Linked DNA regions of Homo sapiens: region 2 is linked to region 1. Evidence: read pairs that join two places in POLR2A ChIA-PET (ENCODE). Cell type or tissue: HepG2. All regions are shown on one strand. Each heading gives the region's core, and the rest is flanking DNA. Links, peaks and the distances in the headings are about the cores only. Region 1 has its middle 7.6 kb from the start of LMAN1L. Region 2 overlaps PTPN9 (protein tyrosine phosphatase non-receptor type 9).

Region 1 (2,909 bases), core at 105-2,604:
TGAGGATGCAGGGCAGAGGGGAGATCCTGGCACCTTCCAGTCAGGGGGAGTCCCTCCCCACCCCACCTTGTCGGGGAACATATAGAGAATGTGGACCAGCCATGAGATTTTCTCCCCTCACTCAGGTTGTCCAGGGGCAGTGGTCAGTACAGAACCTCTGAAGGTGTGAGGAGGCTTCATGTATTCCCTGAGGCAGGCAGGTGGGGTGTTCCCCTGTCCTGTTGTGGCCCCGACCCTTCCTCTACCAGCCAACAGGACCTGAAATCCAGGAAGATCTGACTTCGAAGTCTACCTTGTGTCTGTTCCTCAGCCCCACTGTAGTTCCATCTACCAGTGCAACAGCCTCCTCGCCGCCTCCACTTCATCTTCTCTGCATACTGCCAGACTTAATTTTTCTAAAACTACACCATTCATTCAACAACAAATATTTGAATACCTGCTGTTTGCTAGGACTGAGGTTCATCAATAAGCAAAACACACCCTGTGGAGTCCACAGTTGGGAAGACAATCAAATAGTCACATATAGACAGTGACAAACTTAAGTGCTACATGAGGAACACAAAACATGGGAATCTTTGTAGATCAGGGAGGGCTTCTGGAAAGAAGCAGCGTTTAAGCTGAGATCAGAAGCAGAATGAACAGGTTGTATGGCAGGAGTTAGCAGCATTCCAGGAAGAGATGCTGAGACTGGAGGGAGGGCAGCTTTGTCTCAGATCTCCAAGAAAGTGGGTGAGGATGGACGAACAGCCAGGCCTGAGAGGTGAGGCTGTGGCTGTGGCAAAGACTTAGCTTTTATCAAACAGAGAATAATGGGAAGCCAATGACAAGTTTGATCAGGAGGGTGAGATGTCAGATAATTTTTGTTTGTTTGTTTGTTTTTGAGAAGAAGTCTTACTCTGTCACCCAGGCTGGAGTGCAGTGGTGCCATCTCAGCTCACTGCAACCTCCAGCTCCTGGGTTCAAGCGATTGTCTTGCCTCAGCCTCCCAAGTAACTGGGATTACAACAGGCATGCGCCACCATGCCTGGCTAATTTTTGTATTTTTAGTGGAAACGGGGTTTCGCCGTGTTGCCCAGACTGGTCTCAAACTCCTGACCTCAGGTGATCCACCACCTCGGCCTCCCAAAGTGCTGGGATTACAGGCGTGAGCCACTGCACGCGGCCCAGATATGTGTTTTTGAAATCACCCTAGCTACTGGTAGAGGAGTTTCAGAGAGTACAGTGAGGACTGGTCCAGATGAGAGACGGTCTCCAGAGAGATTTAGCTCCAGAGCTAAAATTGACCGAACTTGGCTATGGATTCAGTGTGAGAGTGGAGGAGAGGGAAGGGCCGTAGCAAGGCCTGATTGAGCAGAACGGATGCAGGGAGGGCAGCAGGGGGCATCTGCTGAGCGAGGACAGGAGACTCATGCTTAGGAGGGAGTATCATGAGCTCTGTTAAGGACATGTTAAGGTTTTTGTTGTTTTGAGACAGGGTCTCGTTCTGACACCCAGGCTGGAGTCCAGTGGTGCAAACACAGCTCACTACAGCCTTGACCTCCCAGGCTGAAGCAGTCCTCCTGCCTCAGCCTCTCAAGTAGCTGGGACTACAAGTGCCTGCCACCATGACTGGCTAATTTTTAAATTTTTTGTAGAGACGAGGTCTCCCTATGTTGTCTAGGCTAGCCTTGAACGCCTGGGCTCAAGCAGTCCTCCCACCTCGGCCTCCCAAAGTGTTGGGATTACAGGCGTGAGCCACCACACCAAGCCACACATTGAGTTTTAAGTGAGGCTTTGAAACTGCCAAGAAGCTGGGCGCGGCGGCTCACGCCTGTAATCCCAACACTTCAGGAGGCCAAGGCCAGTGGATCACTTGAGGTCAGGAGTTAGAGACCAGCCTGACCAACATGGTGAAACCTCGTCTCTACTAAAAATATAAAATTAGCTGGGCGCAGTGGTGCACACCTGTAATCCCAGCTACTCTGGAGGCTGAGGCAGGAGAATTGCTTGAACCCAGGAGGCAGAAGTTGCAGTGAGCCGGGATCATGCCACTGCACTCCAGCCTGGGCAACAAGACCAAAACTGCATCTCTCAAAAAAAAAAAAGGTCAAGAAGAGGAGGTTGACCATGCCAGTGCCATGTCGTAAAAGCCAAGGAAAAAGAACTTCAAGAGGAGGAAGCCACCAGGGTCCCCGCCTCCCAGAAGGCACAGAGATGGAGGCTGAGTCTGCCCCTTGGTTTTTATTTATGTATTTATATTTATTTTTTGAGACAGAGTCTCACTCTGTCACCGAGGCTGGAGTGCAATGGCACGATCTCGGCTCACTGCAAGCTCCACCTCTCAGGTTCACACCATTCTCCTGCCTCAGCCTCCCGAGTAGCTGGGACTACAGGCGCCTGCCACCACTCTCGGCTAATTTTTTGTAGTTTTAGTAGAGACGGGGTTTCACTGTGTTAGCCAGGATGGTCTTGATCTCCTGACCTCGTGATCCACCCGCCTTGGCCTCCCAAAGTGCTGGGATTACGGGCGTGAGCCACCATGCCTGGCTATTTATTTTTTTTGAAATGGAGTCTCGCTCTGTCGCCAAAGCCAGAGAGCACTGGCACAATCTCAGCTCACTGCAACCTCCACCTCCCAAATTCAAGCAATTCTCCTGCCTCAGCCTCCCAAGTAGCTGGGATTACAGGTGCCCACCACCACGCCTGGCTAATTTTTGTATTTTTAGTAGAGACAGGGTTTTGCCATGTTGGCCATGCTGGTCTTGAACTCCTCACCTCAGTGATTCATCCATCTCGGCCTCCCAAAGTGCTGGGATTACAGGCATGAGCCACTGCACCTGGCCAAACTGCCCCTTGGTTTTAGCCACAATGTCTGTGTTGATAAGGGCTGATTCCAGATCACAGTGACTAGAGAAGGGTGTGAGAAACGC
Region 2 (2,909 bases), core at 314-2,813, 660 kb after region 1:
AGACTGTCTCTACAAAAAATAAAAACAAATTTAGTTGGGCATGGTGGCATGTCCCTGTGGTCCCAGCTACTCAAGAGGCTGAGGCAGGAAGGTCACCTGAGCCTGGGAGGTTGAGACTGCTGTTAGCTGTAATCACACCGCTGCACTTGAGCCTGGGAGACAGAGCAAGACCCTGTCTCAAACAACAACAACAACAAATTCTTGTAGAGTTTGTGAGTTAGGGATTATTATCCTTAGTTATAGATGAGCAAACTGAGGCTAACAGCAGTAGAGTGACTTGCTCAAGTCAAATAGCTTAAGGGAAGTCTGGGTCCAAAGTCTAAGCTTTGCCTCCACTCCCACACGCTGTCTTTGTGCACTCCGGCCAGTGACCCAGGTTGGGGCCTGGAGAAAAACAGCCTGACTCCCCTGTTGCTCCACACTCCTCACCTCCCTAACTTAAAGATCAGTTTATCCTCAGACAATTCTAAATGATTTCTGGCCGTTTCCAGAAAATTATCCAGAAAAGCAACATTTGTCTGATGCACATACATACATACATACACAGAAGACCTAAACTCGCAACACATAAACTCAAATCTATCACACCTCCTGACACCCTCAATCTCACAGGTGTCTCACATACACCCTCTCTCTTTCACAAAAAGGACTCATTCAAAGTTCTTTAGGGCACTTATGGTAGGTGGTGACTGAGAGACATTTAGGGCCTGCACTTCAGTGACTCTGCCAAGGATATCAGTGCCAGCACCCTATCCACACAAGCTCTGAGGGCTAAGACTCTCAGTAATATCCAGGTAAGGAGGATATGAGGCTGGCTCCCCAGGGACCCACAACCCAAAGCATCTTCTAGGTTCAAGGCAAGATGATTTTGGCAAATCATTTATCTTTTCAGTTTCTTTATCTGTAATCTAAGAATCAGAATACCTACTTCGGTGGGAAGATGTGAGATTTAAAATTAAGTATGCCTGCCGGGCGTGGTGGCTCACGCCTGTAATCCCAACACTTTGGATCACGAAGTCAGATCAAGACTATCCTGGCTAACACAGTGAAACCCCGTCTCTACTAAAAATACAAAAAAATTAGCCGGGCATGGTGGCACGCGCCTGTAGTCCCAGCTACTTGGGAGGCTGAGGCAGGAGAATCACTTGAGCCGGGGAGCCGGAGGTTGCAGTGATCCGAGATCATGCCACTGCACTCCAGCCTGGGCGACAGAGACTCTGTCTCAAAAAAAAAAAAAAAAAATTAAGTATCCCTAGCATTCAGTCAAGAGTTCTCATATCTTTTTCCCCTCCTTTATCTCATCCCTACCTCCCTCTTCTCCTGGCCATTCAAATGCAAAGTCCGATTGAGCAATGAGCCCTGGAGCAGGCCTAGAGGGCCAAATAATCCCATGATGTGAAGAAACTCCATTTCTCTTGCAACCAGGTTTAGATGGTATATATTCCGTAATTTCTGATTTCTGGGTGGCCTTGGAGGCTCGGAATTTTTTTTTTTTCTTTGAGACGGAGTCTCGCTCTGTCATCCAGGCTGGAGTGCAGTGGCGCGATCTCAGCTCACTGCAAGCTCAGCTTCCCGGTTTCACGCCATTCTCCTGGGAGGCTCGGAATGTTTGAAGGAATTTTTATGACTGCTACTCACTGCCTTGAAATGTTTCCCCTGGCTGAGCATTAGTTTACCCTTCTGGGTCACTCAGCATGTTCCTCAGTTTACCTGGCTTTATGTTTTCAAAGTGTTTCCTTCTCTTTACCAGTTGTTTGGTGGCTTTTTTTTTTTTTTTTTTGAGACAGAGTTTCGCTCTTCTTGCCCAGGCTGGAGTGCAATGGCGCGATCTCCGCTCACCGAAACCTCCGTCTCCTGGGTTCAAGCGATTCTTCTGCCTCAACCTCCCCAGTAGCTAGGATTACAGGCTTGCGCCACCATACCCGGCTAATTTTGTATTTTTAGGAGAGATGGGGTTTCTCTGTGTTGGTCAGGCTGGTCTCAAACTCCCGACCTCAAGTGATCCACCCGCCTTGGCCTCCCAAGGTGCTGGGATTACAGGTGTGAGCCACTGCGCCTGGCCTGACGTTTTTTTTTTTTTTTTTAAAGCAACGAGTTCCTTTGTTACTGCTTTTTAAAAATAGAATAGCTTGCCATTTGAGAATTTATTATTTTTATTTATTTTTTTAGAGACGGGGTTTTGCCATGTTGCTCAGGTTGGTCTGAAACTCCTGGCCTCAAGTGATCCTCCCACCTTAGCCCCCCAAAGCACTGGGATTACAGGCCTGAGCCACTGCACCCAGCAAGGTCCTTTGTTCAAAGAAAATCTTATTCAGAAGCCTAATGTGTAAGAGATCAAGGTGGGCCTTGTTTTGGTTTAAGTGAGGACAGCCTGGGCACTGCAGTCTATTCCTTCACATCTCTCTCATGCAGCCTCCCTAACAGCCACATAGTCCCTTCGAAGACTTCTAATGAACCCACATTTCAGATCTTGTTCATTCGTCCCAGCCACTACCTACCTCTCAGCAGCCTGTGACAAAGCAGCCTGGCTTTGTGCTCAGTTACCTCTGCCTGTTCATTAGTATCCTTCAGCAGCTTTTCTTCCTCCGCCCATTACCTAAATGTTGGTGACATCCAAACGTATCTCCTCTCTTGCCTTCCTCATTCTCACTTCAAGGCTCATTGCTTCTGTCTAACTAAGTCCTAAACTGACATCTCCAGACCAGTATCTGCCCTGCACATCAGACTCCAGACTTCCACTGGATGCTGGCCACAGAAAATTTTTTATTAAAAATACATTTTTTCACAGAAGAAAATTCATTAAAAGTCAAGAAAGAGCCCCCAGATGAAATGGCTGACCTTTACTCAGGTGCACATCTGGCCAGTCTTGAGGCTTTAAGACAAACTACGCAGCAGCATTAGAGAAGTAG

Evidence for each region. Peaks named below come from ENCODE experiments on the same cell type or tissue, not always from the same donor. Only the 100,000 strongest peaks of a DNase experiment are listed, where the experiment ranks them.
Region 2: POLR2A ChIA-PET joins it to region 1 with 5 read pairs; 4 of 35 experiments call an interaction of 5 or more read pairs at or near these places.

The regions. Positions count from the first base shown.
Region 1 is chr15:74,803,741-74,806,649 of GRCh38, forward strand. No RefSeq gene overlaps it. Among named protein-coding and RNA genes, the nearest start is that of LMAN1L, 7.6 kb to the right of the region's middle. In HepG2, for the core only: no CTCF peak of the experiment used is centred there; no DNase peak of the experiment used is centred there.
Region 2 is chr15:75,460,508-75,463,416 of GRCh38, forward strand. It overlaps PTPN9 (protein tyrosine phosphatase non-receptor type 9), which reads right to left. Exons shown (of 13, transcript NM_002833.4): 13 at 2,744-2,909. Among named protein-coding and RNA genes, the nearest start is that of SIN3A, 10 kb to the left of the region's middle. RefSeq lists an enhancer at 181-475. In HepG2, for the core only: no CTCF peak of the experiment used is centred there; DNase peaks (open chromatin) are centred at 324 and 1,354; H3K4me3 peaks cover 541 bases.